Linked DNA regions of Homo sapiens: region 2 is linked to region 1. The links are chromatin loops, found by intact Hi-C in ENCODE. Cell type or tissue: OCI-LY7. All regions are shown on one strand. Links, peaks and the distances in the headings refer to the core of each region. The heading gives the core; the rest is flanking DNA. Region 1 overlaps AKNA (AT-hook transcription factor). Region 2 overlaps C9orf43 (chromosome 9 open reading frame 43).

Evidence for each region. Peaks named below come from ENCODE experiments on the same cell type or tissue, not always from the same donor. Only the 100,000 strongest peaks of a DNase experiment are listed, where the experiment ranks them.
Region 2: a loop joins it to region 1, with 6 times the contacts of the local background. A loop is called at or near these places in 2 of 110 quality-filtered maps.

Annotation. Positions count from the first base shown.
Region 1 is chr9:114,370,411-114,385,898 of GRCh38, reverse strand. It overlaps AKNA (AT-hook transcription factor), which reads left to right. Exons shown (of 22, transcript NM_001317950.2): 2 at 4,453-4,839; 3 at 8,367-9,433; 4 at 11,732-11,806. The coding sequence starts at 4,566. Among named protein-coding and RNA genes, the nearest start is that of AKNA, 9.8 kb to the left of the region's middle. RefSeq lists enhancers at 25-84, 205-254, 275-344, 3,327-4,308, 6,885-7,054 and 1 more. In OCI-LY7, for the core only: CTCF peaks have their summits at 6,744 (motif pointing left) and 10,874; no DNase peak of the experiment used is centred there; H3K4me3 peaks cover 35 bases; H3K27ac peaks cover 5,115 bases.
Region 2 is chr9:113,410,959-113,426,446 of GRCh38, reverse strand. C9orf43 (chromosome 9 open reading frame 43) reads right to left here. Exons shown (of 14, transcript NM_001278629.2): 1 at 15,446-15,488; 2 at 12,803-13,002; 3 at 12,553-12,688; 4 at 7,282-7,339; 5 at 5,244-5,344; 6 at 3,862-3,898; 7 at 2,949-3,121; 8 at 2,131-2,281; 9 at 1,371-1,428; 10 at 1,027-1,103; 11 at 717-804. The coding sequence starts at 12,953. Among named protein-coding and RNA genes, the nearest start is that of C9orf43, 8.0 kb to the right of the region's middle. RefSeq lists an enhancer at 14,173-15,072. In OCI-LY7, for the core only: CTCF peaks have their summits at 8,697 and 8,905 (motif pointing right); a DNase peak (open chromatin) is centred at 9,886; H3K4me3 peaks cover 1,245 bases; H3K27ac peaks cover 2,512 bases.

The DNA.
Region 1 (15,488 bases), core at 3,278-11,277:
AGCACCTGTCTCCTGATGCCCAGCCTGCTTCTCTATCACAGCATCGTCCCAGCCTGAGGTTGGCAGGTAGTTGGCACTAACGTGTGTTTGTTGACTGACTAGCTGACTGGCCAGTTCTGGGGCTTTGTGGTGAGGAGGGCCATGGCTCGCATGGAAGGCAGAGGCCTGGCTCAGGAAAGGCTCACTGGTTTAGGCGCCTGGGGGCAAGTGCGAAACTCTAGTCAGTCACTGCAGCTGCCTCTGACGTGCACCTTCCCCTGGTTACAGTGAGATTTCTGCCACGACTGAGTCATCCCAGAAGACAGGATGTTCCTCTTTGTGCACCCAGAGGGCTCTGTGATTGGGCAGGCTGCTCTGTGGCAGAGCTAGAAAAAAAGCCCTTTAAAAAGTCAAAAAACCGCACACCTCCCCCGGCCCCTTCCTCAGCAGAGGCTTCAGAATCAGAAAAGCAACAGCTAAATTGTAGCCTCTTCTCCACCTGCCATAACAGCAGGAGCCAGGAGGCCTAGTGAACTTCAAAGGGCAGGCCCTGCCTGAGGCCCTGGTTTAAAATGCAGATTCCTGGGCCCTATCCCAGGGCCACTGAGTCAGGCTCTCTGCAGGTTGTTTCAGGAAACTGCACGCTTAGAGGATTCTTAAGCACACTGAAGCTTAAGATCCCTGGCAGGGATTTCCAAGAAGGGTACAGGCCCTGCAGAAGGTATGAGAAGCAAGGATTAGAGCTTCTATTTAAAATATAGTTGACCAGCTGGGTGGGTGGCTCATGCTTGTAATCCCAGCACATAGGGAGGCCGAGGCAGGAGGATCATTTGAAACAAGGAGTTCAAAACCAGCCTGGGCAACGTGGCAAAACCCCATCTCGACAAAAAAAAATTTTTAAAATTAGCCAGGCATGGTGGCGCATACCTGTGGTCTTAGCTACTCAGGAGGCCGAGGTGGGAGGATCGCTTGAGCCCAGGTGGTCAAGGCTACAGTGAGCTCTGATTGCCATTGTACTCCAGCCTGGGTAACAGTGAGACCCTGTCTCAATAAAATAAAATACAGTTGATCCTTGAATAATACAGGGGTTAGGAGTGCCTCATGCAGTCAAAAATCTGCTTATAACTTTTAACTCCCCCAAAACTTTATCAATAGCCTGCTATTGACTGGAAGCTTTGCTGATAACATAAACAGTTGGTTAATGCATATTTTCTGTCTTATATGTATTATGTACTGTTTTCTTACAATAAAGTAAGCCAGAGAAAAGAAAATGTTATTAAGGAAATCATAAGGAAGAGAAAATCTACTTACTTTCATTAAGTGGAAGTGGATCATCATAAAGGCCTACATCCTTGTCATCTTCACATTGAGGAGGAGGAGTTAAGGGGGAGATTGATCTACTGTCTTAGGGGTGGCAGAGGCAGAAGAAAATTCACATATAGGTAGACCTGTGTGGTTCAAACTGTCATTAAGGGTCACCTGTATATATTTTCTTTTTCCTTTTTATTTTTAGTAGAGACAGGCTTTTGCCACGTTGCCCAAGCTGGTCTCAAACTCCTGAGCTCAAGTGATCTGCCCACCTCGGCCTCCCAAAGTGCTGGGATTGCAGGTGTGAGCCGCTGTACCTGGCCCATTTTCGATTGCATCTTTTTAGAAGATCACTTTTGAAAATACTCTTTCCAATACATGTAATATATTAGCGTGATGTGTTCGAGCAAATATATTTTTACTGATGGATTGTGTGATTAAAAAAATATTGGGGTACCACTAGGCCAGAATTGACAGTTGCAAATCTTGCTGTGGCAGGAAGTAGCTGGGTGATCTTAGCCAAATTCTACCCTCATGTTTGTAGGAGGGCAGATTGAGAATTTAAAAGTAAAGCTTCAACCCAGGCTGGCGCCGAGTGGGCTCTTCACATGTGGTAGGGACTGTGGGGCTGGAGGACAATACACAGGGTGATCTGGAGGAAATTGTAGGGCTCTGCATTTGGGGGTAGAGAGGAAGACTGGGCGGGGACAGAGGATAGAAGCCCCGAACACCCATCCACAGAGCAGGAGTCGCAGCCAAGGAGGGAAGAATGGTATTCCCTGCACCTCCCTCCTCCAGCCCTTGAGAAGTCAGCCTTTCCCGGGCTGCACTGTTCCCTGGGGAACTTTGTGTCCAAAAATAGTTGCCTGCTGACTTTTCTCAGCCACACAAATCAAGCAGGATCCAAGTGTTCATGAGGATAAAGGGACAAACACAGACCTTCTGTCCTGGGAGGCCTGGAGTCATACTGCCTTCAACACAGCATGCAGGGGAGAAAGCCCAGACTGTGGGCCAGGAGGCTGACTTTCACCCCTGCCTTGTCCTGACCCCTGTGTGGCTTTAGGCAAGGCCTCTCCCCTCTCTGGATCCCAGTTTCCCCATCTGTGGAAGAAGGCCTTTGTGTGAGCTGCTCTGGGGGCCGCTGCACTGATGGGCTGCAGTTCTCTGAACCCTCCATGGCAGGGAGCTCCCTGGGGGACCGTGCCCACTCTGGGTCAGCTTTGCACTTCCTGGGCCTGGCTCAGTGCTGGCATAGAGGAAGCGCTTAGGGAAATAGCAGGAGCGTCAGAAGGAAGAGGCAAAAGGAGATGAGAGGGAGAAGGAAAGAGGGAAAGAAGGAGAGGGTTGAGGGAAGGCAGCGGAGGAGCCCTTCTCTGGCTACCCTGTTCCTGCAGCAGCCGCCTGACGGGTCCCCCGTGTGGCCAGCCTCCCTGGTTCATTCTCCCAGAGCAGCCCAAGGGGAACTTTTAAACCACACCTCTGATGGGCTTTCCCTGTGTTCAATACCCCAGCCATCGGCGGCGAAACCACTCCCAGGTCCAGGAAAGCCCCTGGTAGGCTTGCTCCCCGCCCCCAGCTCGCCTCACTCCTCACTCGGAAGGCGTTTTCTTTAAATTGAGGTGAAATTCACATAACATAAAACTAACCATTTTTAGGTAAACAGTTCAGTGACATTTAGTATATTCACAGTGTTGTGTAACTGCCACCTCCATCTAGTTGCAAAACATTTTCATCACTTCAGAAGGAAATCCCATACCCAGCAAGCATTTAGTGCCCGCTCTCCTCTCCCCCAGCCCCTGGCAAATACCAGCCTGCTTTCACTCTCCAAGGAGTTACCTTGCCTGGATATTTCCTATCCATAGAATCACACTATATGTGACCTTTGTCGCATCTTTCACTTAGCATAATGTTTTTGAGGTTCATCTATACTGTAGCATGTGTTGGGACTTCATGCCTTTTCATTTGAGCACCTGTTTTTCAATTATGTTGGGTACAGGAATGCTACCTTTTTTTTTTTTTTTTTCCTTTTGAGACAGGGTCTCACTTTGTTGCCCAGGCTGGAGTGCAGTGGCGCTGTCATGGCTCACTGCAGCTTCGACCTCCCGGGCTTAAGTGATCCTCCCACCTCGACCTCTGGAGTAGCTGGGACTGCAGGTGTGCACAATTACACCTGGCTAATTTTTCGTAGAGACAAGGTTTTACCATGTTGCCCAGGCTGGTCTCGAACTCCTAGACTCAAGTGATCCACTCGCCTCAGCCTCCCAAAGTGCTGGGATTATAGGCGTGAGCTCTCCTACCTGGCCTGGAATGCTTTTTTCATCATCCTCCCCCACCTCTCAATCTGAATTCTTACCCCAGTGAGGTCAGAGAGGATTCTTGGAGGAACCGGCTTCTAAACTGGGATCACCAGACTTCCCTGGCCTGTGTCAGGGCAGCCCCCGTGCCTCCTCCAGCACATCTCACCTGGATTTGTAGTTGCCTGGTGATCGTCTGCTTCCTCCTGGGCCATCAGTTCTCCCATGAGCAGGGCCTGTGCCCCATGCCCACACGAAGAGCCAGTACGCAGTAACACTAGCTAGCATGCATTCAACACCTGTTCGTTGGTGCACTGGCCACTGGGCTCCTCATCCTGTGTCTCATCTAGTTTATAAAACCCTGGAGGGGGCCGGGCATGGTGGCTCACACCTGTAATCCCAGCACTTTGGGAGGCCAAGGCGGGTGGATCACAAGGTCAGGAGTTCGAGACCAGCCTCGCCAATACAGTGAAACTAAAAAATACAAAAATTAGCCGGGTGTGGTGGCGTGCACCTGTAGTCCCAGCTACTCAGGAGGCTGAGGCAGGAGAATTGCTTGAACCTGGGAGACGGAGGTTGCAGTGAGCCGAGATTGTGCCACTGCACTCCAGCCTGGGCAACAGAGTGAGACTGTGTCTCAAAAAAAAAAAAAAAAAAAAAAACCCTGGAGAGAGAGAGGAATTATTATCCCAGCTTTATTGATGAAGAAAATGAAGGCAGAGTGACTTGCCCAAGGTGACACAGCTTCGGGAGGACACAACCAGGAGTTGAACTGGGGCTAATTCCAGAGTTCCTGCTGGTAACTTCTTGTTCCGAATAAAAGAGGGGATCAGGATTGATTAATGTTCTCTCTTGAATGTGTCCCTGACAGGGCACAGGCAGGATGGCCGATGCTGACAGGAACCAGCGGTGACTCTGGGGCCCCTGGCAGCAGCTCTGTCTCCTGAAGATGAAGTGGCCCAGGTGAAGCCCAGGCCAGCCCCAATGGCCAGCTCGGAGACTGAGATCCGCTGGGCTGAGCCTGGCCTGGGGAAGGGCCCCCAGCGGCGGCGCTGGGCCTGGGCCGAGGACAAGAGGGATGTGGATAGAAGTAGTTCACAAAGCTGGGAAGAAGAGAGACTCTTTCCCAATGCCACCAGCCCCGAGCTCCTAGAGGACTTCCGCCTGGCCCAGCAGCACCTGCCGCCCCTGGAGTGGGACCCACACCCGCAGCCCGATGGGCATCAGGATTCCGAGTCAGGAGAGACTTCGGGAGAAGGTGAGACTGACACCCCTCCCCCTACAGTGGTGTCCTGTCCCCAAAACATCACACGTTCTTTTTTTTTTTTTTTTTTTTGAGACAGAGTCTTGCTTCATTGCCAGGCTGGAGTGCAGTGGCACGATCTCGGCTCACTACAGCCTCTGCCTCCTGGGTTCAAGCGATTCTCTTGCCTCAGCGTCCCGAGTAGCTGGGATTACAGGCATGCGCCACCATGCCCGGTTGTATTTTTTTTTTTTTCTTTTTTTAGTAGAGACGGGGTTTCACCATGTTGGCCAGGATGGTCTCAATCTCTTGACCTCGTGATCCGCCCGCCTCGGCCTCCCAAAGTGCTGGGATTACAGGCATAAGCCCGGCCATCACACATTCTTCCAGGGAGGAAGGGAGTGGACGCTGCTTCAGCATTTTCAATTAAATTCTACAAAGTCTGTAATTAAAAATTTTTAAAGATTTAAATTGTATACATAATACCATTCATTGCAGAACAACCGGAAAGTATAAGCACAAAATTAGGTAAAATTTAAAATTACTCATTGTCCCACTCCATCCCCTGATAACCACTGTTTTCCATATGTGTAGATATGCAAATGTAATGTGAATAAGGAACAGTATTCTACATGCTTCCTTGTAACCTGCTTTTTGGTTAACTTAATAGATGTGAACATTTTCGTAGTTCATCAAATCCTCTCCCACAAGTGATTCCTAGACTTCCATGGATATTCCATGGTTAATTGGCCAGTCTCCTACTGCTGGGCGTTTTAGTAGTTTCTAGATTTTGCTGTTATAAATAATGCAGTGATGAATGTCATTAATATATCTTTGCACACTTGATTTGATCATATCTTTGGTAATTTGAATTACTTAGTCCCGGGGTTATGTCCATTTTTGACTTTATTTTTTTTTTTTAGTGAGGCAGAGTCTTGCTCTGTTGCCCAGGCTGGAGTGCAGTGGCATGATCATGGCTCACTGCAGCCTCGACCTTTCTGGCTCAATCAATCCTCAGAACTCAGCCTCCCGAGGAGCTGGGACTACAGGTGCATGCCACCACACCCAGCTAATTTTTGTATTTTTTGTAGAGACAGGGTCTCACAGTGTTGCCCAGGCTGGTCTCAAACTCCTGGCCTGAAGTGAGCCTCTCACCTTGGCCTCCCAAAATGCTGGGATTACAGATGCGAGCCGTCATGCCTGGACATTTTTAAGGTTTTTTAAAATCCCAATTAGCAATGGGAACGTTGGCATTTCTTGTTTTCTACAATAGCTGTGTTCTGGTTGCATCCAGACCAACTTAGACTGAATTCCTAGCTTTGCTTAGCAAGTTCCTTCTGCCTGAATCTTGCTTTTTCCATCTATAAAATGAGAGGAATCATATCGTGGAGAATAGTAAGAGCTGAATATATGGTAACTATTGCACTTAGATTATGAGCAAGATGCCCCTGTTTTAGGGTCCTGTGACTCCCGCAGGCTGGTGTGGTTGGTAGAGAAGCCTCCTCTGGTAGTGGATTGTGCCATTACTCAAAGTTTCACACACCTGATCTGCTCAAAGTGGGCACTGCCCACTGAGGAGCCATTTCTGAGCTCTCTCTCCAGCAGGGGATGGTGACTGAGATGCACTGGGTCGACAGGGCAGAGGCATCTCTTCCTGGGGTCACATGGTAACCCCCTGCTATGATGTAACAGCTGCTACCTTGTCCTGTGCCTTTACTATGTGCCAGGCACAGGGCTGGGCAGGGTCTGGCCCTCTCTTGTTCCCTCCTCACCACCCTCTGTCAGGTAGGAGGAACTATCCTCAAGTTTGACTATGGATTGCCAGAGAGGTCAGCAGCTTGCCCGTGGCCCCAGTGAGGGGTGATAGGAGCCAGGATTGAACCCAGGGCTCCCTAGCTCCAAAGCCCAGGCCCCTTCACCCCTAGTACGTGACCCCTAGTGGTGGAAGCAAACTCACCTGCATGGCTGGGGCCTGGGTCCTAGGTCCAGGGAACCACTGGGTGATCTTTGGCAACTTACGTAACCTCCCTGGGCTTCAAGTATGCTGCTGTAAGCAAGAGTAACTTGCTGAAGGACATGTTAAGTGGTTAAGAGACGTAGAGGCATCAAGGGTAGGGGAAAGAGCATGGAGGAACAGAGAGTGCGACAAAGGTGCATCTGCCTGAACAGAGAGTCTATGCCTGGTGGTACCCAAACTATGTCTCATGAAACTTTGGACTTATCCCTGAGGTCAACACGGGGTCTAGAGCAGAGTGGGTGCTCCATAAACAATGACTGCATGGATGGTGGTTAGATGCATGGATGAATGGACAGGTGGGTGATGAATGGGTGCATGGGTGGGTAGATGGATGGATGTTGGGAGGAAGGATGGCGGGATAGATGGGTGGGTAGATGGATAAATATTTCTTGAGTACCCACTATGTAATAATTACAATAACTATCTATTTCCTGGGGGCTTTATATACCTTATCTTCCTCTCTCCCTCCTTCCTTCCCTCTCTTCCTCACTCACCTCCCTTTTCTCCTTCCTTCTGTTTAGTCAACAAATAGTGTCAGGTACCGGCACTGCAAATATAATCATGAACAAAACAGAGAGCATCCTTGGCTTCATAGAACTTGCAGTGTAGTGGGCGAGACAAATGTCAATGAAACAACTGCACAAATAAATGGAAAACTGCTGCTATGATAAGTGTTACAAAGTAGAGGGAGCCAGTCCTATGAGGGCCTGTAAAAGGGAGAACTTGACCTAGTCAGGGAGAGCTAAGTCTTCCTTGAGGAGGCAGAGGTTGAGCGAACGCCTGAAGGACAGATAGGAGTTAACTAGGCCAAGGAGGGGAGAGAATCCCTCGGCAGAGGGATGCGCACATGCGTAGCCCCCATGGTGGGAGGAGCGTTGTGTGCACATAGCAGGAGCAGGGGGAGCTTGAGGGGCCATGGAGAGAGATGGATCAGGAGAGCTAATGGGGCCGGGGTGGCAGCGACCTTAGGACCATAGTGAAGGTTCTGCTTTTCTTCCACAGGAAGACATGGATGAGTTTTCAGATGTGGGATGTGGGTGAGGATAGAGGAGATGGTTAGGTGGCTACTGACTGCAGTTAGCCAGATGAGAGGATGGGACGCGAGCTAAGGTAGTGGTGGTAGACTTCAGAGCAGTAGATGAGTTTGCGATCTTTATAGGAGGTCCCATTGGACAGGACCAAGTGACAGAATGGATTCAGGGGGTTAGAGGGAGAGAGATGGCAAAGATGCCTCCCAGCCTTCTGGCCTGTATGCATAGAGGGGATGGTGTTGCCGTCTGCTGAGATGGGAGACACTGGAGGGACCATCCACCGGGTTTGGGTTTGAGTTTGAGTTTGAAGGACCTCTGAGATAATCAGATCAGGTATCAGACAAGCACTTGGCTAAGTCTACCACCACCTTGGGATTCTTTCCATCCCCACGTGATGAGGAAATGGAAGCCAGAGAGTTGAAGTGACTTAGGGTAAGTTACAAGGTGGGTGCAGAGCTGGTATATGCTAAGAAGTGAATGGCCTGTCTTTCCAGAGGCTGAAGCAGAGGATGTGGACAGCCCAGCAAGTTCCCATGAGCCTCTTGCCTGGCTCCCCCAGCAGGGCCGTCAGCTGGACATGACTGAAGAGGAGCCAGATGGGACCCTCGGAAGTCTGGAGGTTGAGGAGGCTGGAGAGAGCTCCTCAAGGTTGGGGTATGAGGCTGGTCTCAGCTTGGAAGGCCATGGAAACACCAGCCCCATGGCTCTTGGGCATGGTCAGGCCAGGGGCTGGGTGGCTTCTGGCGAACAAGCCAGTGGGGACAAACTTTCTGAACATTCCGAGGTCAACCCATCCGTTGAACTCAGCCCGGCAAGGTCCTGGAGCAGTGGGACAGTGAGCCTCGACCACCCTAGTGACAGCCTTGATTCTACCTGGGAAGGAGAGACCGATGGCCCCCAGCCCACTGCCCTGGCAGAAACCTTGCCAGAGGGCCCCAGCCACCACCTCCTAAGCCCAGATGGCAGAACTGGAGGCAGTGTTGCTCGGGCAACCCCCATGGAATTCCAGGACTCCTCAGCTCCCCCAGCCCAGAGTCCGCAGCATGCCACAGATAGATGGAGGAGAGAAACGACCAGATTCTTCTGCCCTCAGCCCAAGGAACACATCTGGAAGCAGACAAAGACGTCACCTAAGCCACTCCCTTCCCGATTCATTGGCTCCATCAGCCCCCTGAATCCCCAGCCCAGGCCAACGCGGCAGGGCAGGCCGCTGCCCAGACAGGGAGCCACTCTGGCTGGCCGCTCCTCTTCTAATGCCCCCAAGTATGGCCGGGGGCAGTTGAACTACCCACTCCCTGATTTCTCCAAGGTAGGGCCCCGGGTGAGATTCCCCAAAGATGAGAGCTACCGTCCCCCCAAGTCCAGAAGCCACAACAGGAAGCCTCAGGCCCCTGCCAGGCCCCTCATCTTCAAGTCTCCAGCTGAGATTGTGCAGGAGGTGCTGTTGAGCAGTGGAGAAGCAGCCCTGGCAAAGGACACGCCTCCTGCCCACCCTATCACCAGGGTACCCCAAGAATTTCAGACGCCTGAGCAAGCCACTGAGCTGGTCCATCAGCTCCAGGTTAGTGGGACTCATGGCTGTGGATGTGTCACCAAGGCCCCTGTTGGCTTGGGGTGGAGGCTAATTGGGGTGGGGAGGCCTGGAGTAGAGGCTGGCTGGGGTGGAGAGGCCTGGGATAGAGCCTGGCTGGGGTGGGAAGCCCTAGGACGGAGGCTGGTGGGGTGGGGAGGCCTGGGGTGGAGGCTGGCTAGGGTGGGAAGCCCTGGGATGGAGGCCAGTGGGGTGGGGAGGCCTGGGGTGGGGAGCCCTGGGGTAGAGCCTGGTGGGGTGGGGAGGCCTGGGGTGGAGGCTGGCTGGGGTAGGAAGCCCTGGGATAGAGGCTGGTGGGGTGGGGAGGCCTGGGGTGGAGGCTGGCTGGGGTAGGAAGCCCTGGGATAGAGGCTGGTGGGGTGGGGAGGCCTGGGGTGGAGGCTGGCTGAGGTGGAGAGCCCTGGGATAGAGGCTGGTGGGGTGGGGAGGCCTGGGGTGGAGGCTGGCTTGGGCAGGAAGCCCTGGGGTAGAGGCTGGCTGCGGTAGGGAGGCCTGGGGTTTGGGCCAGGAACTCCCTGCTGGTGGAGGGAGGGTGTACCTGGAGCCCTGAGATACACCCAAGCCCTTTGCTCAAAAAGACCAGTGATTGTACTCGTGTTTCAAGGATGATCTGTTTGCTTCTTTTCAACTTCTGCTATAAAAAAATTAAAACATATACAAGAGAGAAGATCGTAGAATACACTCCCATGTACCTACCCCCCGCATCCACAATTAGCAGCCCCGAAAACCTTTCTCGCCTGTGGCCTTACCTCTCCCCTATTCACCCCCACTAGATTATTTTGAAGCAAAATTTCAGGCATCCAATCCTTTTATCTAAAAATGTGTTAGTGTGTGTATGTCTAAAGATAAAGACCTTATATTAAACATAACCACATACCATGGTCACCTAAATGTTAACACCAGGTCCTTAAATATGAACAAATATCACACCCGCATTCAGATCTCTCTGTGTCTCATAAATGGCTTATTCGTTCCCGTCCATGGGCCTCAGGATCCAAACATGGCTTGTATATTGCATTTGGTGCCTTTCAAGTCTGTCCTCTCCCTTTGTCTTTTTCTTTCTTTCTTTCTTGCATTTACTTTTTCAGATCTCTTTTACTCTCTTAGTCCGTCCTCCTTCTTACTTCTGCCGTGCAATTCATTTGTTGCGGAAATCAGTCTGTCCTGCAGAGTCGTCCGCAGTCTGGGCTTTGCTGATGTGCTGTGGTCTCTTTTCATGCGTCCCATTGTCCTCTTTTTCTTGAATATTGTTAGGTTTTGAGCTAGAGGCTTTGGTGGTCTGGAGGAGAAACATGACCATTTCCCTTCCAGACCATGAGCTCCACGGGCGTGGGGAGTTTTGGCAAGAGCACGTGAGTGCCTCCTTCAGTAAGCACAGGATGCCTGCTGCTCTCTTGTTGGTGATTTTGACAGCCTCTGATGGTCATTGTCTTGGGCTAGTCTTTCATTTGAGGTGACAAAGTGGTAGTATGCTAATGCTCTCATTCCTGCATTAATTGCTGGAAATATGCTAAAAAGTAAAAGTGTCCCTCATCAACTACTTGGTTACCAAGTTCTTGTTCCTATGGGAAGGGCCAGCGAGATGTTCCGTTCTGTCCTTTTACTGTTACCGTTACTGACCCATAATGGTACTTACTTAGTTACCGACCCGTTTTCAGAAGGAGTCAGTTCCTCACATCCTTCAAAGGTGACATGCTTTTCCTTTTTTCCTGCAATGACTTGTTTTTATAAAGTTCTTTGGACTTGTTTAAGATAAGTGACTCTGAGTAGGTGGAACAGTGATTTTAAGTCTTCTATTTCTCTGCCATGGGACTCTTGGGTGATTCATTCAATTAGCCATTGAAAATCAGGTACTTCTTAAGCACATGCTTCTTAAACACCGACAGTGCAGCAGGGGGAAAGAAAGATATGGGCCTCACCCCACAGAGCCAACCGGTGGGCAGGGCATTTGGAGAAATAAAACAGTGGCAGCCATCTGCGACATGGGTTATGTATCAAGGTAAACCAGCCAGAGGCCCTCAGTCTAGACCCGTTGTCATGGGGGTAGAAGAGTTGTCCCACTGCCCTCTCATGCTCCAGAACTTGAACGTGGTGGGTCTGTGTTGCACACAAGCCTGAAGATTGCTCAGCTCGGATCCCACCATTGAATGCTTTCCTCTCAGGAACCCAGAAGCCCTTATGGAAGGGGGTTTGCTATCAGGGTCTCCCAGCAAGGAGGGGTTCATTGTGTGCCTGCGCATGTGACCGTGTTGCTCCCGCTTTCTGCAGGAAGACTACCACAGGCTCCTCACCAAGTACGCTGAGGCCGAGAACACCATTGACCAGCTACGCCTCGGGGCCAAGGTACCAGGCCGGGATGGGGTGGAGGCATGGGCCCAAGTCCCCGAGGAGGTGACACTTTTCCATAGTCCTAGAGAAAGGCCACTGCCTCCTCCATCTACTGAGGCCCTGGAGATAGTGGAACGCCAGTTTTCTTCTACCCCAAGGTCCCTCTGTGACCTTGGGCAGTGACCTTGCCTTCCCTGGGCTTTTTTTTTTTTTTTTTTTTTTGAGTCAGGGTCTTGCTCTGTCACCTAGGCTGGAGTGCAGTGGCATGGTCGTAACTTACTGCAATCTCAACCTCCTGGGCTCAAGGGATCCTCTTGCTTCAGCCTCCCTGGTAGCTGGGAATGCAGGCAGTCATCACTATTCCCTGCTAATTTTTTTTTTTTCAATGTTTTGTAGAGACGGGGTCTTACTTTGTTGCCCAAGCTGGTCTTGAACTCCTGGGCTCAAGTGATCCTCCTGCCTCAGCCTCCCAAAGTGCTGCTGGGATTACAGGCCTGAGCTACCATGAGCCCAGGAATTTCATGAGAATCTCTCTCCTTCTAGATGGGTTCTGGAGTAAGACCACCTGGGTTCGACTCCTGGCTCCATTGCTAACCAGCTGTGTGACCTTAAGGACGTTACTTGGGCTCTGTGAGCCTCAAAAGAGTAACACAGAATTTCTGCTCAGCCCCTGGTGCTTGTTTTTTGGGCCTGAATCTTCCTGGATCACACCTTTGCCTTTCTCCCTCCCCACCACCTCACCACAGCCTCTCCCCTCCCCTGAACAGCAGTATGGGGCAGGAGGAGAGCAGAGGGGGAACCCACCACCCCAGCCCCCACCCCGTCTTCGGAGGAGGCTGTGAATTCTGCACCTTCCTCTTTTCTGAGTGAGGCAGGAAGTGGGACCTGTGCGGCCCCTCGTGGCTTCCTGCTTTTGCTGTGCCCTCCTCTTGCCTCATCAGGCAGCAGTAGAGGAGGATGTGGGAGCTGAGGTGCAGAGATGCAGATGCCCCAGTGCCTCCCCCTGTCATGCTCCAGGACCCTGCCCCTGCCACAGCTGCTGCTCTCAATGTCGAGAGGCACTTCCGGGGCAGGTGGGCGGAGGCCACTGTGGTGAGGAAATGGAAGGGGGCCTGTTCTAGGACCAGGACCCCCCCCCCCCCCGCTGCGTCCCCACACCTGCTGCCTGGCACAGGCAGGACCCTTCCCTCTTGGCCTCATCGGGCACATCTGTAAAAGAGGGGCTAATCAGACTTCCTCCTGGGAGCCAAGCAGGCTCCTTCCAGCTTTCTGAACCACTGAGCCAGATCCAGGGTTGGAAGAGACGGGGGAGTTGGGAAAGGGAGGGAAGGGGCTTTGTTAGGTCATCCTCTCTGGGGAAACCACATTCCCATGGCTGCAGACTCCAAGTAGGTCCAAGGAGAAAGGAACTGGTCATCAGACCCAAACACTTGGGCTTCCCCATTTGGCAGATTGGGAAACTGGGGCTCCCGTTGGGATAGGGGCCTCTGAAGGTCATGGAGTGGCGGGGGCTGGAGGCGTGGAGCGTCTGCACCCTCCCTCCTCCCTTCCTTCCTCCTGCACTCGTTTAAGGGCATGAGTCAGTATACAGAAAGCATTTACCTGGCACTAGGCAGGCACTTTGTAAGAGTTAGGGAATATTATAAAGGTGTTTACTGCCAGGCCTCTTGTGTGCCAGCCACAGTGACAGGCGGGGGTGGACACGGGGGAGCACAGCTGGGGTATCTCCTCTCGTGGGTGCTCCCTTGACCCAGTAGGACTCAGGGTCCCCCCCATGTGTAGTCACCCTGCCCTGGCCAGCACCCAGACCCCTGGCTCATGTGTGTGAGGGTGTCACAGGAGAGGCCAGAAATGGTTCTGTGCCAGCTCACTCACTCCCGCTTTCTGGAAAAATGATTGCTTGGCCCGAGGGCTCTGCTCCCTCCCCCAACCCCTCTCTCAGCCTCAAGAAGTGTGAGCACCATTCAGGGCTCTACCGGAAGGAAGCAGGATGATACTATCATCTCCTGCCCAACCCCATCTCACAGCTGCCCTGAAGGAACAGTACATGGCAGGCTTGCAGCTCCTATGTGCAGAAGAGAACACAGAGCCCCGGAACAGGGAGGGGATTCACTCTGGGTCCATGGGGCTTGAGGGGAGCTGAGATTCCAGCTGGCCAGTGCCTCACTCCATCTGGACCTCTGTGCACTCTACCCCGAAGGCTGGAGAGACCCCAGGATGGTCTTCTGCTCAGAACCCACGAGTTCAGAGGCAGTCCTCAGAACCCACCGAGCCATTTCACTCTGCTCAGAGCCCACGGGGGAGGGCTGGACCCACCTGGGAGGGAGCCGCGCTGGGGATGTTGCGCTGGACACCCAGGCTAGGCATGGTGGGTAGGTGGACAGCAATGGATGGGGACCCATAGGAAGGAGATTGACATTCACTGAGCAGCAACAGGTATCCCACCCCAGCTTCAGGGTCATATTTGAGCCCCTCCACACACACACCAAGGCACAGCCAGGTGGAATGGTTTGCTCAACATCCCACAGCTGGTGCAACAGGCAAAGCTGGGACTGAAACCTACATCTCCCTGATTCCAGAACAGGTGTTTCTTTCCTCATGCCTGGGTAAGCCCTGGCACTCAGGCCCTGGCACTGGGTGTGGAGACAGGCATAGGGATGAGGTGGATTGATGACTGTTATAGTAATAAGAATGGTCATAGGTGATGTTTATGGACCACTCTCTTAAATAATTTGCAGTTGGGGAAGCTGAGGCACAGAGAGGTTAAATAACTTGACCAAGATCATTCAACAAGTAGGTGCCAGAGCAGGAGTTGGAACTCGGCAGCCTAGCTCTGAAGCCCACGAGTGACACCACACTCTAGCAGAACTAGACTTGGTAGTTGCGGGATCTGCAGCTGGGGAGGCCTGGCCCAGGAACACCGATGGGTCTGGAGCCTTGGGGTTGGGGCAGGACCAGGGAGCCCAGCTGTGGGGCAGGGAGCCAGGACTGGTCAGGAGTCACTGGTGGGCTCTGTTCTCTACACTGGCCTCTGGCCAGGGTTTATAGTGATCTCACTGCATTTGCTGCCATGTTGCCACCTCCCCCCCAGCCCCTGTTCCTCCATCTCAGCTGAAGAGGGATCTGGAAGAGCTGAGGTGACCAGAAATTACCCAAGAAGGAATTACGGAGATGATGTAAAACCACCTCTTTTCAGTGTGTTCTGATGGCTGCAAGTTGGTCTAGAAGCCCCTGGGTGGGGATGGGGGGAGGGGGAGGCTTCTGTATGCAGATGAGTTGGGGAAACATCTTCCTCTCTCTCTTCCTCCTCCCCTCCCTCCCCATTCATAAAGCCCATTAGCATTTTAAAGGCTGAGAGAAATCCATCTGTGCAGAGAATATTCATTTGTTTAACCCAATGTTTCCCAAATTCACTAGTCCTCCCTTCACAGAATCCTGATTCACCTTTCACAGAATCCCCCAAGGGAGTGAATCCAGCCTTGGGGAGCACCCGGGACACCCTGGCTGTGTCCAGAGAGACCAGCCCTGGGAGGGCCTGGCCGGAGCAGCTGCAGCTGCCACCCCCACCCCCACCGCCACTCCCCACCTCATCGCTCTGCCTGGGCATCTGCTCAGGTTTTGGGCTTCTCTGCTTCAAACTCCTTATCGGTCCCTGAAACAAAAGGGCTTCCTGGCTTCCCTGGCCCATCCCCATTCC
Region 2 (15,488 bases), core at 5,721-13,720, 960 kb after region 1:
ACGGGCACAACGATCCTCCAAAGTTTGGGGGGATTCTTTCTCCCTCCTCCCATTCTCCACTCAAGTTGAAAAATTTTGGAGGGATAGGGGTAAGTATATGCCTGAGCTCAGACATAATAACGACTCCAAAAAGGGGAGATGTCCATTCTTGTGTCCAGCATGAGCACTGGAGCAAAAGAACTGCCTGACAAGAGTTGGCTCCCTGACTCCTGGATGGGGCTAGACAATGTGTTGATTTTAACGTGAGGCTCCAGAGACTCTCTACCTTGTGGCAGGAAGGTTAGGGGGCCCCAGAGCTCTGCTTCCTTAGAACTCTTTTGGGGTTCTAGTGAGGGGCCCCAGCTCTCCCTGCCTCATTGGAAAATGGGCCCTCAGGGTTTTCTCTTCAGTAACCTGGGCTTGTTCCTCTCCTGATCCTCAAAGTGCTCTGCCTTTTCTAAGGTAGAACCTGAGGAAAAGATGACTGGGATTCATGTTCATGGTCATCTTTCAAGCCCTCATGTGAAGCAGACATCTGGCTCAGCTTGTTTGTTTAGCAAATTTATGAGGGAAGGATGGTGCATGAGAGACCAGACAGACTGAAGCATTCCAAGAAACTCTGAGTGCCTGACAAAGGCAGGTCTCAAAATGACAAGAGCATGTTTAGCTTTTCCTGCCCTCAGATACCTACCCCTCAGGGATCCTATCACCCCCAACCAAGCATATATTCCCCTTACCATAGAGACGGTCATGAACGGTGGTAACTGGATGTTTATGTGAAGTGCTCTGGATCCCTGGATCACTCTTGGCTTTCTTTTTAGCCTCCTGAAACCCACATCAGGAGGAACAAATTAGGATTTTTGGAAGTAAAGAAAACTTTTTTCAAAAGGAATATCAAAAAGAAGGAATTTAACATCTACAACCAGACAAGAACTTTTTATCTATAACCAGATAGAAAACAAGGAGACCCCCACCTTTCATACATCCCTTCCCATTCCAGGCTGTAGACCTCTCCCAGTCCCAGCAAGCCCCTCACTGCCACTCTACCTGTTTCTTAATAGGTGTTTTCACCTTCTTCTGTTGCTGCTGCTGCTGCTGCTGCCGCTGCTGCTGTTTCCTGTAACCTGGTGACCAGAGAGCCAGCTTGATCCTCTTCTAACAGCCCCCTCTCTCCCACTGGAATGCCTGCTGTGCCTTCCTTCACAATGGTGACTCCCTGGTAAGGACCAAGCCAGAGGGGCTGCTTCCTGAAACTATTGTTTCCTGAGTTCTACATGTGACCCTGTATGACTGTGGCCACAAATATAACTGAATTGGACCACGTTAAAGTATGAGAAATGTGGGCTAACAGAAAATGGTGCTTAGAGATCCAGCAGCAACAGCAAATCTACCTTCTGTCTTCAGGTTATGTAATTTCTTCAAACGTTCAGGATATCGCAGTGCTGGTCTCTGGAGAAAGAAAAAAGAAAAAGAAAAGCTCTACTGCAGGTCTTTCCCTTTCTCCAAATGTATCCCCCAAATGCGTTTATTCATCCAGTCAACAAGCACATTTTAAGAACCCAGTGTTTTGCAGCATTGTACCAGGGGCTACGGAGGAAGGGAAAAGGTGTGGGGAACAAAGTGCAGAAGAAATAGAGAACATGGCCAGGCATGGTGGCTCATGCCTGTAATCCCAGCACTTTGGGAGGCTGAGGTGGGCAGATCACCTGAGCTCAGGAGTTCGAAACCAGCCTAGGCAACATAGTGAGACCCTGTCTCTACAAAAAATTAAAAATTAGCCAGCCATGGTGGCGCACACCTGTAGTCCCAGCTACTCTGGAGGCTGAGGTAGGAGGATGACTTCATCCCAGCAGGTCAAGGCTGCAGTGAGCCATGATCAACCACTGCACTACACCCTGGGTGACAGAGTGAGACCCAGTCTCTCAAAAAAGAAAAAAAAAAAAAAAAGAAAGAAATAGAGAACATTGCTCTCTCAACACTTCCCCATCGACTGGCTTTTACATACATAGAGCCCAGCCTTCTCTGGGGCATGGGTTCAGAGTGGAAAGGCAGAAGGGAGATAAGGAATAGAATGTCAACTCTTCCAGATTTGAGGAGAGATGGGTTTGAATTTTCACATAGGCTTCTTCCCTGCTGTTTCCTAGCTCTTACTTCCAGGGTGAGGCGGTGTATAGATAGAAACATCTTAGAAGAAATCACACTGTCAGGTCGGTTCTTTTCCAAGGGAAGATTCTTTTTCATCATGGCCAATTTTATCTTCATCTCTGGACAGAGCATGGTTTGCTTTCCACCTGGCAAAAGTCTGAAGGGGACAGAGGACAGCCAGACAGTCAGCAACAGCTCTTCCCGGAAAGCATGGCTGAGGAGAAAGAGATGTAAAGGGCTCCAAGAAATTTCCACTTTGGGTCTGAAAAGGCCTGTACCAACAAGTGTTCATTTGGTAACACTTTTCTGATGCAACTACGATCATCATAGCTGCATATACTCAGTGCTGATTCTATGTCAGGCTCATGTGCTTTTACAACACCTGAGAACAGATATTACTCCCACTTTGCAAATGAGGAAAATGAAGCTTTAAGAGGCTAAATACATTACCAAAATTCATATAGCCAGTTAAGTTTCAATGTAAAATTCAAAGGTCATCTCACTGCAGACCACATATTCTGCCTACCACTTATTCATAATTCACCTATAAAAAGAAGACAGTGATAGTGCCTACCTCCTAGTGCAAATTTAAATGAAAGTACATGTGATATGCCTAGCACAGGGCCAGGCAAATGGTAAGTGTGACAAATGGTGGTGGTTATGATGGTCATCCCTGCCTGTTGGTAAGTCCAAGAGTTCAGTAAACAAATCGGGGTGATAGTTTTCTCCCAGTCCTACTCAGAAAAAGCACACTGTTTAGACCCATCCCAGCTTCAGTAAAAAGCAGGTGCTCTGGCTCTCCCACAGACCTACATGATACTTACTCCTTCAGTAGATCCTGAGGTAACGCTTCGGATTGAGCCCAGAGAGGTAGGAAATCTGAACTGAATTGTTCAGACAATTGCACTGGGGTTGGGGGAGGCACGATCATCCCTGGTGTTCCTACTCGTGTTCCTGCGGACTGATTTCCAGAGAGACCCAGAAATGACTTGCTTTTCTGGAAGAGAAACAATGGAAAGAATTCTCCAAAGCATTCTTTTTAGCCTAGTCCTTTCCATCAACATTCTAGCCTCTCAACACTACCCTGGCATGTACTCCAGCCATGGTTGCCTCCTCTGAACGATGAGGGCCGCCACATGTTTCCCTCTCAAGCTCCCAACTCTGTTGTTGTATTCAGATCATACAGGGATTCGTTGTTTTGTTTCATTTTCCAGAAAGGTCATTCGTTTACTCACTCAACAAACTGAACAAAAATTTATTGTCTAATTATGTGTCAGGCACAGGGCTAGGGATGGGGATTCAGCAATGAACAAAATGAACCAAGACACTACTCTCATGGACATAGCAGTCTTACAGTGACTTATCCAAGGTCACATTTACTCATAAATGGTACAATTAGAGTTAGAAGCCCAGGTCTTATAACCCCTAGTCCATTGAAATTCTATATGATCACGTTGGGGATTCGTTTTTAATTGACCAAAAACTCCCCCCCTGAACACGCAACAGTTCCTCCTATTATCTCAAGGTGCTCTTCATCTCCCTATAGGAAGGAGACAGAAAAAAGGAGTCTCTGAATAGAGAATGGTTTGGTTAATTATTCCTAAAGAAGGGTTTTCTTTAGCAGATTTGGATCATTTCAGGAAAGAACGGGGGTAAGGTGGAGGAGACCTGAAAGGAAAACAAAATAAACTCTACATAGCAATATTATAAAGGTTTGCACAAAAACATCAAACTCACCACTGCCGAGTTCTTTCTTTTCTTCTTCCCATGCTGGCTGGAGAAAAACAAAACAAAACAAAACAAAACATGCTTCTCAGCTGGACTTGAAATAAGAGTAAGCACAACTTATTCCCAGATATCTTAAACAGAAGCTCCAAGGATATTTGTGAATGATGACCACAAAGATTCCTATCTTTGATCAGTACTCAAAGATAGCTGGTTGGGAACCCAGCAGTAACTGCTGCCCAAGTACCTTCTGCTAAAAAGACCCCCCATCCTCATATCTAAATTAGGTTTCCCATTATTCTCTCAGGCAATCCGGTTACCTACTTTCATAGCATGAATCCAAATTAGAAATGATATATGTAGGTGTGGTTATGTCTGTAATGGCTGACTCCCCCTGACAAGGCTCCAACAGGACAGGGACCAAATCTATTTGGTTCACTAAATCCTCACTGCTTGACACAGAGATGTTTGGTAAGAAGTATTTTTTGCTCTGACCTCTTCCTCCTTGCCTGGGACGTGGATATGATAGCTGGATCTCTAGTAGCCAACTTATACCTTAAAAGCAGCCATGAAACTCCTTAGAAGTTGGAATCCATGGGCTAAGGATGACGGCCCAAAAAGCTAGAAGGAGCCCTGGTTTCTAATTATCTCATGGAGCTCACATGACCTAGCCTGCCTACTTCTGAGCTTCTTTCACACGAAAGGAAATAAACCCTTAGGGTTGTTTTTCATTTGTTTATACCATATATACACACACACAAATGCATATATATAGAGAGAAGCACTCACAGGATTATTTTTTAAAAAGAAAAACAAAAGAAATAAAAAGAAATTCTTAAGTTTCATCATCTCTAAATGTCACTTAAGAACCTGAAAGCCTCAAGGATCAGGAAAGAAGAACCAAACACTTTCCCCATGGTTGTCAATATTAGCAAGCCTTTGGGCCTTCACCAAATGGTCTTTGTCACACTCTTTTGTACACAAGTCCTATATGCTATTGCTTTTGTACACTGTACTAGGCCCTGGGGTTGAGAACAGAGATTCACATGCTTCACTGAGAACTTTTTCACTTGTTGCAAGTGGCTAATAAGAAAAACTAAGAGAGAGCATTTATTTCTTAGTCAAGCCTTATAAGTAAGTTGAGCCCTATCTTGTATGCTATTTACTGCCGTGTAAAATTTGATATGGAGAAGTCCCACAGCATGAATCTCAAAATGCATTACATTAAAATTCCAGTGTAGCAAAAGGCAGATGCAACAGACCACGACCTTCTCTGCTTGGCCTCCTGCTACTTGCAATGAGCTGGCTAAATGGGAGATCACAAAAAGGACGCTGCAGAAGACATCAGGGATTTATAGAGTCAAAGTCCTCTGAGTTCCAGATATGATACTCACCTCACATGTATCTCTGTTTCTTCTGGGATCCACAATACAACCATATTTCTAACATCTTCAGGGCAGGGAAGTTGCGTCTCATTCAAATTCAACACTGGAAACTAAGAGAAAGATATAAAGCCTATGTATGGCTTGAGGTGCTAAGCTCCTATATCAGATTAAGGATATGCTAAGCAAAGAGTCTGGTGGCACAGAAGATGATTTTAAGTTTCCCATCTTCAAGATATCTTCATAATATTCTCCCAAAAAAAACAGACTACTCCATCAAATATCAGTATAGGTATCTGCAAGAGTGAGTATTAATAAGCAGATAATCTCCCCTGCTTCCCTGTGCCATTAGGGTAGCATTTAGCAACTCCCAATCCAATCCCATATGAGGGTGCCCTGGGGCTTACCTACAGGAACATTACTTATCCTGCCCACTCCACTCCAAAGACTTAGATCCCACAGACATTACAATCTGCAGTTTGGGAGCAGGAAGAGAACTGATAGAAACAGAAGCAAGGTGTTTTCTTTTACAGTCTGACTACAATTATAGGCATTTATATAAAAGTCAAAGGCTAACTCTTCTCACATTTAGCTATTTAGGATCCTAGAACATAGTGCTCAAGGAAATCTTATAAATCACCTAGTCCATATTCCTGGTAAGATACACACACGAAAAAACTATTCAAAATAAGGTTGTCCCTGTGAAGACAAACTGATGGACTTGGAGGTAATAGGAGAGATTCCTTTTTATTATAAATCCTTTAATGCTTTTTGAATTTAAAAATCATGTTCATACATTATCTCTTCAAATAATTAACTTAAAATAATTTAATCTCGGCCAGGCATGACAACTCATGCACTTTGGTAGACAGAGGTAGGAGGATTGCTTGAGGCTGGGAGTTTGAGACCAGCCTGGGCAACATAGTGAGACCCTGTTTCTACAAAAAGTTTTTAATTAGCCAAGTGTGGTGGTGTGTGCCTGTAGTCTCAGTTACTCAGGGGTCTGAGACAGGAGGATGGTTTGAACCCAGGAGTTTGAGGCTACAATGAGCCATGATCATACCACTGCACTCCAGCCTGGGTGACAGAGAAAGACCCTGTCTCTTAAAATAATAATTATTATTGTTGTTATTATTATTTAATCTAATCCTCTTGTTCTAAAGAAGTCAAAGAGGTAAAGTGATTAGTCAATTCATCCATTCAAAACCATCTACCATCTCAGTTCCTTATACGCTCCACTACACATGATATTGAAAAGTGAAGCATCTCAAGAAAAAAATAAAAGGCATCCAGTAGTACTGCAAAGAATAGTAAATCTCTCTTTACCATAGTTAAGTAGGAGGGTTTTTTCTTCCTAAATTTCTAATTTAGCTCTACCCCTAACTAGCTGTGTGCTTTAGCTAATCACTACCCATCTCAGTTTCCTCACCTGCAAGATATATAAGATAGGCTGTGGTCTATCAAACCATTATAGTGTTCTTCAAACTGCAATTGCAACTTATTCATAGGTCATAAAATCAAATTTTTTGAATCACAGACCACATTGTTTAAAAATGAAATAGAATAAAACAGAATAGGGCAGAAAATATTAGAGTGCATAGTTAGGGTAAGGATTGTTCCATGGTATTTTTGTTGTAAAATCTATTTCTTACTGTAGATCATAGCTAAACACTTTGTAAGTTATCAGATGAGATGATCTTAAGGCCTACCTGGGTCTGCCATTCCAGCATTCCAGTTTCCCTGATTATGAGACGACAGTATTTACTGAGTAGCTGAACATGTTCTATGCAGGATAGAGACAGAAAATTCTCACCTACGCCAAACCCATACAAATAGATCCCACTGGCTTCTAGGATTTCTGAAAACAATATGGCATGTAGATAGCACAGAGTCTAGCATACAGGAAGGGCCCAATATTAGATGGTTACTATCAACATTACTATTCAGATTTTAGTCCTCCTGAGGAATAATTTCAAATAAAGGCAGAATAGTTTATTTCCACTAGTAAAGAAAAAATGTTGAAGAAGTACTTTTAAAATCTATGACTTACTTTGGGAAGTCTGTTAGTACAGTTGATCAAACTTTTGTCAGGTAAACCCTTCGGAGGCCTAAAAAATGAGTTCCACACATAAAACAGAAATACAAAAGACTTATTGGAATGATAACGTTAGTGCTATGAGGAAATCCTTCTACTTATCTACAGAAAACCTTGGGCTTAATGCTTACCAAATGAATGTAGGATCTCACCATATCCTTAAGTTTTGTTTGTTTTTCCCGGAACAGCTCCTTAACAGACATTGCACACTGCAAATACTTCACAACTATTTGTTCCATCAAACAGAATTCATAGCCTACTCTTCTCTCCAGCTAGAGACAGTTATATCACCATCAATGAAAGTTAATATTAAGTACTTTGATGTAGATGTTCAAAATACGTTACATAAATAAAATGCGGTATATACATACAATAGAATATCATTCAGCTTTTAAAAGTCATGAAATTCTGATACAGTAGTCCTTTATCCATGGTTTCACTTACCCACAGTCAACTATGGTCTGAAAATAGGTGAGCACCTATAACTAAGGTATTTTGAGAGAGAGAGAGAGACCACAAGGACGATATTCACACCATGAGTTTTCATCACAGTATATTTTAATTGTTCTATCTTATTGTTGTTAATCTCTTACTGTGCCTAACTTATAAATTAAACTTTACCATTGGTATGTATGTATACGTAACAACATAGTAAATATAGGGTTTGGTACTTTCACAGTTTCAGGCATCCACTGGGGGTCTGAGAATATATTTCCTGAAAATAAGGGGGGACTACAGTATATACTACAACACTGGAAACATTATACTATGTGAAATAAGCCAGACACAAAAGGACAAATGTTGTGTAATTCCACTTACATGAGGTATTTAGAACAGGCAAGTTCATAAAGACAGAAAATAGAATAGATATTACCAGGGACTGGGAAGAGGAGGGAATGGGGAGTTGCTGTTAATGGATACAGTTTTTGTTTGACATGATGAAAACATTCTGGAAATGGATAGTGCTGATGGATGTACAACACTGTGAATGTACTTAATGCCAATGAATTGTATGCTTAAAAATGGCTAAAATGGTCAATTTTTATTATGTATATATTTACCACAGTAAAAAACTCATATCCTTATGTTTTCATATCACTTGCTATTTTTCTTATTTTTTAAAAGACATGTTACATGCATGAATGAATGAATAATGTAAAGGGGTAAATGATAAAGATCTTTAGGAATGATAGTGGAATTTAAAAACAAAAAAAAGATAAAGACCTAACACTCAGCCTGCTTTATGAAGTCCTACATGACACAGACTCCTGCTTCCTGTTTCTACTGCAGCTCCCCAGCCTCATCTCTGACCACTCTTCCATTCCTGCTCTATGTTCTAGGCACAATGAACTATTTTCCTGATACAGACACAATTTCCTCTTGCCTCCAAGCCTTTGCATATGCTATTCCTATGGTTTAGAACTCGCTTCCTGCCAACCTCCCACCTACAACCCCCATTTCACTAGACTGCTCAGACTTCCAGTCTAGGCACAGATGCCACTTACACAGAAGACAGTGCCCTGACTTGGGAACCCTTTCTGGTGTTTCCACACACCAGGGGGCGGTCCTCTCATGACACTCATCATACGGACTGCTTATTTCTTTGCCTCCCCAACTAGGCTGAAAGTCCCTTGAGGATAAAGACTGTATGTTGTTTACTATTGTATCCCAGCATTCATCACAGTGGCCCGCACTAAAATACAGTTGTGAATTGAATGACTAAACAAATGTCATGGTCCCTGCTTTCAAAGGGCCTAAAATCCAGTTGGACAAACAGGAGATAAACATAAAAATATCAATAAGCATGTCAGGGACTGAAGTACTGGGGGTAGTTTGGAAGAGAGAGTATCAGAGGCTAGTGGGAAATGAGGAAACTCAACCTTGACAGAAGAAAAGGACCATATTCTCTCAATCAACAAATACTTATTATGTTTCCACTACTTGCCATGCATTGTTGAAGACATAGGAGACAGAGCAGCCAACAAAAGAAACATATGGTCCCTGCTCTTGTAGGGACTGACATTCTCATGAGAGGCGGCAAACAAATCAAAAAAATCATTTCAGGTCAGAAGAACTGAAGAAAAATGATGCTTGGTTAAATGACAATGAGGGTGTAAGGAAATTTTAAATAGACTGGTTGAGGAAGACTTCTGTGAAAAAGCAACATTTAAGCTTAAACTCAAATGACCAAAAGGAATTAGATGGAAGGATCTAGGGCAGTATTTCTCAACAAGGGGGCAATTTTGCCCCGAGGGGACATCTGGTAATGTCTGGAGGCATTTCTGGTTGTCATAACTGGAGGTAGGGTACTATTAGTATTCAATGGGTACAGGCCAGGGAAGTAGCTAAAATAAGACAGCCCCAAAGGACAAAGAATTATCTGGTCCAAAATGTCAATAGTGTTTTAAAAACAAAAAACAAAAGAACAAAAAAAAAAACCTAGTTAAGAGAAAAAGTGTTCTACTCAGAAGAAACAGTAGGGCCATTAGCCCTGGGGTGGGAGGTGTGGCATAGATGAGGAATTGAAAGAGCAGTGCAGCTGCAGCCTACTCAACAAGGAAGGGAGAAATGCGAGATGAGGTCCAGTAGGAAGGCCAGATCTCGTAGGGCCTTACAGGCCAGGAAAGGGACTTAATGAAGTGACAGGAAGGAAGAGGGCCTTTAAGGTTTAGGAAACTGCATGACAGAAAAGCACAATCAGAAAACCAGTCTCACACAGAGGAAAAGTTGGTGTTCAAGAAGAGAAGACTCTGATTAGAGGAGCCAGACAGTAAAGAGAGAGGCCACCAGTCTAGAGTTGGGAGGTTTGAGTCTGTTCTCTAGTAAACAAAGTTCTGATAAAGGGGCTTTTCAAGCAAGGAAATGAACAAAGCAATATTTTTGGAAGATTAATCTGTTGGCCATATGTAAAATAGCTTCGAGGAGAAAAGGCAGGGAAACCAGTTCAGAAGCCACTGCAAAAACCCACCATGTCATGAAGGACTGGTCTCCGACAGAGAGTGTGAAGCAGAAAGCAAGACACACTGAAGGAAGAAGGCGTGTAAACAGGGAAATGACTAGAGGAGGCAGCTCTCTCACAGCTCTGCGCTATACATGGCGGGCATGGCAGGGGCGGAGTGTGTCCCTGGGTATGAATATGAAGCATATCATAGGTCCTGACTGAGAAACACCGCTGTCTAACCAGAGTTAAAGTCCTAGAGAACATGAAAATAGTCACACCTCTTCCTATACTATTGTTAGCCAAAGAGAAATCATTAAGGGCTACTTAAATGGAACAGGAGAAAAGAAAATACTATGAGAGCCACCACTGGTGCTTTATTCCAGGTAACAAAGTCTTCGAATTTTTTAAGTCTAAGTTTTCCACAGATACCTGTCCCTTTGTTTCATGTACCAGCAAGCACTCATTGGGTACACAGACATTGTAGGAGACTCAAGAAAAGAAAAAAAAAAGGCACTGCTTTTTCCTTTAGGAGCTTACAAATAGTTTCATACCTAAAAATAAAATATTATTATAGAAAGACAGGGGCCGGGCATGGTGGCTCACGCCTGTAATCCTAACACTCTGGGATTACAGGATAACCCCTTTACATTATTCATTCATCCATGCATGTAACACGTCTTTTTAAAAATAAGACAAACAGCAAGTGATATGAAAATACAAGGATATGAGTTTTTTACTGTGGTAAATATATACATAACAAAAATTGACCATTTTAGCCATTTTTAAGCACACAATTCATTTCAGCTCACGAGTTCAAGACCAGCCTGGGCAAACATGGCGAAAACCTGTCTATACAAAAAATCCAAAAATTAGCCGGGAGTGGTGGCGCGTGCCTGTGGTCCCAGCTATTTGAGAGGCTGAGGCTAGAGAATCACTCGAACCCAGGAGGTGGAGGTTGCAGTGAGCCGAGATCACGACACTGTACTCCAGGCTAGGCAACAAAGTAAGACCCTATCCCCCACCAAAAAAAAAGGAAATAGAAAGACAGGGTTGGGCATGGTGGCTCACACCTGTAATTCTAGCACTTTGGGAGGCTGAGGCGGGTGGATCACTTGAGGTCACGAGTTTGAGACCAGCCTGGCCAACATGGTGAAACTCTGTCTCTACTAAAAATATAAAAATCAGCCACGCATGGTGGTGCACGCCTGTAATTCCAGATACTCGGGAGGCTGAGGCATGAGAATTGCTTGAACCTGGGAGACAGAGGTCGTGCCATTGCACTCCAACCTGGGTGACAGAGTGAGACTCTGTCTCAAAAAAGAAAAAAGAAAGATGGCATATATGGATGGTTTTCTGTCCGTACATACAGATGCTGATAAGATGGGCTGAATTGTGTCCTCCCAAAATTCATCGTTAAAGTCCCAACTAGTACTTCAGAATTTGACTGTATTTGGAGATATGGTTTTTTAAAAAGTTATTAAGGTAAAAATGAAGTCACATGAGGGGGCCCTAACCCAGTAAGACTGGTGTCCTTGTAAGAAGAAATTAAGACACAGACGCACAGAGGGAAGACCATGTTAACACATAGGGAGAGGGGCTCAGTATGGTGTCTCATGCCTGTAATCCCAACAATTTGGGAGGCCAAGGCAGGAGGATCACTTGAGGCCAGGAGTTCAAGACCGGCCCAGGCAACAAAGCAAGACCTCGTCTCTAATAAAAGTAAAAAAAAAAAAAAAAATTAACCAGGCGTGGTGGTGCACACTTGTAGTCCTAGCTACTTGGGAGGCTGAGGTGGGAGGATCGCTTGAGCCCAGAAAGTTGAGGCTGCAGTGAGCTATGATCGCACCATTGCACTCTAGTCCAGCCTGGGTGACAGGGTGAGACCCTGTCTCAAAAAAAATAAATAAAAAGGACACAGGGTATAAAAAATTACCATCTACAAACCAAGAGTGGTCTCAAAAGCAAACAGTCTTGGCAACACCTTGATATTGGACTTCTAGCCTCAAGAATTACAAGAAAATAAATTTTGTTGTTTAAGGCACCCAGTCTATGGTATTTTGTTATAACAGCCCTACCGAACCAATATACCTCCCAAATTAACCAATTCCTAGGGCACAAGCAGGAAGGGTTTCTTTCTGTTTCCCACTGCCTATTCACCACTTCTTTAACCCAATTGGTATTTTCTTTTTAATCTAGCTTTCTCAAAGTATACTAATGGATAAGGAAAATCATAATCCAGAATTTTGAGACAATAGGCTGTAAAGGAAGATTCCATGATAATTTACCTGCCATGAAATTTGGAGTAAAACTTTGAACTCTGAGACAATAAAGAATGGGCCTTAGTAAAGGTACATTCTGGTAAATGATGAGCTGCAAAGCCGGAATCTAAGATGTCTACCACGGTGAGCACTGGGAGTTTATCTAAGAAGGCAGACCAGAAGAAAACATGTTAACCTGCTGCCTGGAGAAAGGGAGCCACATACATAAATACGTTAAGGACCTCGTGAGGGAGAGGACAGAAGCTGGCTAATTCACCTTCAGCATCCAGGGGAGTTTTGCAGGATGAGCCGAGGATTCGAGGATGGCCCCTCTCAATGCGGCGGATAGTTGCCCAGCATTGTGGGTGCTGACAAACAGCCAAGCCACAGGTGGTTTCGTCCCACTGGCTCTCATCTGGCAAGTCCATAGCTAGAAATGGTTTAGGCCAAAGGCCAACCCTGCAGCATTCTAGTGCTCTGGAAAATCAACAGCTACATAATTAGGGAGTATTATACATTAGCCATACAGTCCAGATGTTAATTTGAACTCACAGTATAAAATATTTCTATTGAACCTATATAGGTAAATGATGGCCACAAAATAATTAAAGATTGGATAACAAGCAAGTATGAAAATAGCTCAGCATAAAGTAGAATGGCAAGAGTTTGAGAGCAGGACTTCAGGTCTCCTAATTGGCTATTTAATAGCTGAGTGACCTGGGACTTAACCAGTCTGAGCCTGTTGCCTCCACTGTAAAATGAGGATAAGCTTATTTCACAGGGTCATTATAAAAATTAGTTAATGGATATTAAAAGCCTGGCATATTGTTCCAAATAAATATTTGCATCCTTTCCTTTTCCCCTTCGTTAGTCATCAGGGAGAAGATGCCACCATCTCCAAAAAGCATTATCAAATTATGACCAAAGTAGTCACAGAAGTGTCTTAGAAGGCCCAAACTTCTGGAAGACATGTTTCATTTTTCAATGTGCTTCAGTTCCCATGCAGGCAGATAAAATACCCACCAGCAATGAATGTGTTTGCTCAAATAGCAAATCACTAGACACTGCTAGTTGCATCAGAGGCCATTAGCTTTTCATTCATTGGCCATATGGCCTTTGACAAGGGTCTTCACACCTCTCTCTCAAGTAGGGGGAGGGGTCCTGACTTGGTGTCTCAGGTCTGTAACCACAGCACTTTGGTAGGCCAAGATGAGTTACCCCCTCTCCACAAAAAATAATAAATAACATAAGCAGAAGGCAGGGAATCCCTAAGTAGGACTGCAGAAGCATTAAATGAGATAATGTACTTTTATTCATGGGAGGTGTTCAATAAATATTATCATCTTTTCCTTTCTAGAGGTGTTTTAGGCAATCACTAACTACCACCTTATTCCTAAGAACTTTTTAAGGACAGTGTCCATTTCTTTCTTTTATTCAACACATTTATTGATTACTAAATATGTGAGGGGACCTGCTTTGGACATGAACAGTAATAAACAAACTCCCTGTTCTAAACAGTTTCATAATTTAGATCAAAGATAAACTATCAGCCTGGGATTGCACCTGGCCTATTACTTGTTTTGTTTGGCTAGCACTTTGAATCAATTTTAAATTTGAATCAATTTTAAAATTGAAATAGCCCACAATGTCCTTTTAGGGACCAAAATACTTGACAACACTGAGCCCAATTCCAGTTGAAGAGCAACTGACTAGCGCTGAGCAGCCCTGATGGTTTCAGCCAGGTCTGTTCTATCCAAGCGGAGTTCCCCCACCAGACCTTATGGTCTCTAATTGAAACACTTTCAGTTGCCATTTATCATAGCATTTGCTCTTTTGTTTTAAAATATTTCTCTATAATCAGGCTTCTATCGAAAGCAGGAAAACTACAGGGCGACTTGGGACTGCATGCTTGACGGGAAAAAAAAGCAGCATTAATTCTCAGTGGGAGGCTGGGCGCCGTGGCTCATGCCTGTAATCTCAGCACTTTGCAAGGCCGAGGGAGAATCACTTGAGCCCTGGAGTTCGAGACCAGCCTGGGCAACATGGTGAAACCCTGTCTCTACGAAAAATACAAAAAATTAGCTGGGTGTGATGGAACGCACCTGTAGCCCCAGCTATTTGGGGCTGAGGTGGGAGGACCACCTGAGCCAGGGAGGTCGAGGCTACAGTGAGCCGAGACCGTGCCGCTGCACTCCAGCCTGGGGGACGGAGTGAGACCCTGTCAAGAAATTTTAAAAATTAAAAAATAAATAAAATCAGTGGGAGTGAGAATTTCTACGAACTTAATATAAAAATAACTTAAAAACAACTTAAAACACCATTGCGCCGGGCGCGGTGACTGGCGCCTGTAATCCCTGCACTTTGGGAGACCGAGGCGGGCGGATCACGAGGTCAGGAGATCGAGACCATCTTGGCTAACACGGTGAAACCCTGTCTCTACTAAAAATACAAAAAAATTAGCCGGGCGTGGTGGCGGGCGTCTGTAGTCCCAGCTACTAAGGAGGCTGAGGTAGGAGAATGGCGTGAACCCGGGAGGCGGAGCTTGCAGTGAGCCGAAATCGGCGCCACTGCACTCCAACCTGGGCGACAGAGTGAGACTGTCTCAAAAAAAAAAAAAAAGAAACGCCATTGCAAAACCTTGAGAATGGTTTTAACTGGAAAAAATGTATGATGAACAATTTAACTGAAAAATAAATACAATTTTAACACGGTTTGTTTTTGAAAGCGAATGTGACGTTGCATTCTTCATACAGTGAAAAGGCTGCTTCTCGCCCTTTCGTTACCTGCCCAGTCCGAATTGACTCCTGAGACCTAATCAGGCGCATCTCTATATGGCCAGCATTATCCCTGGGCTGCCTAAATAGTTCGCGTTAAACACAAACAACAACAATAAAATCTAAATAACACTCAGTCTTAGTACCATTATTACAAAAGCGTGAGGGGCGAAAAGATTAAAAATGAAC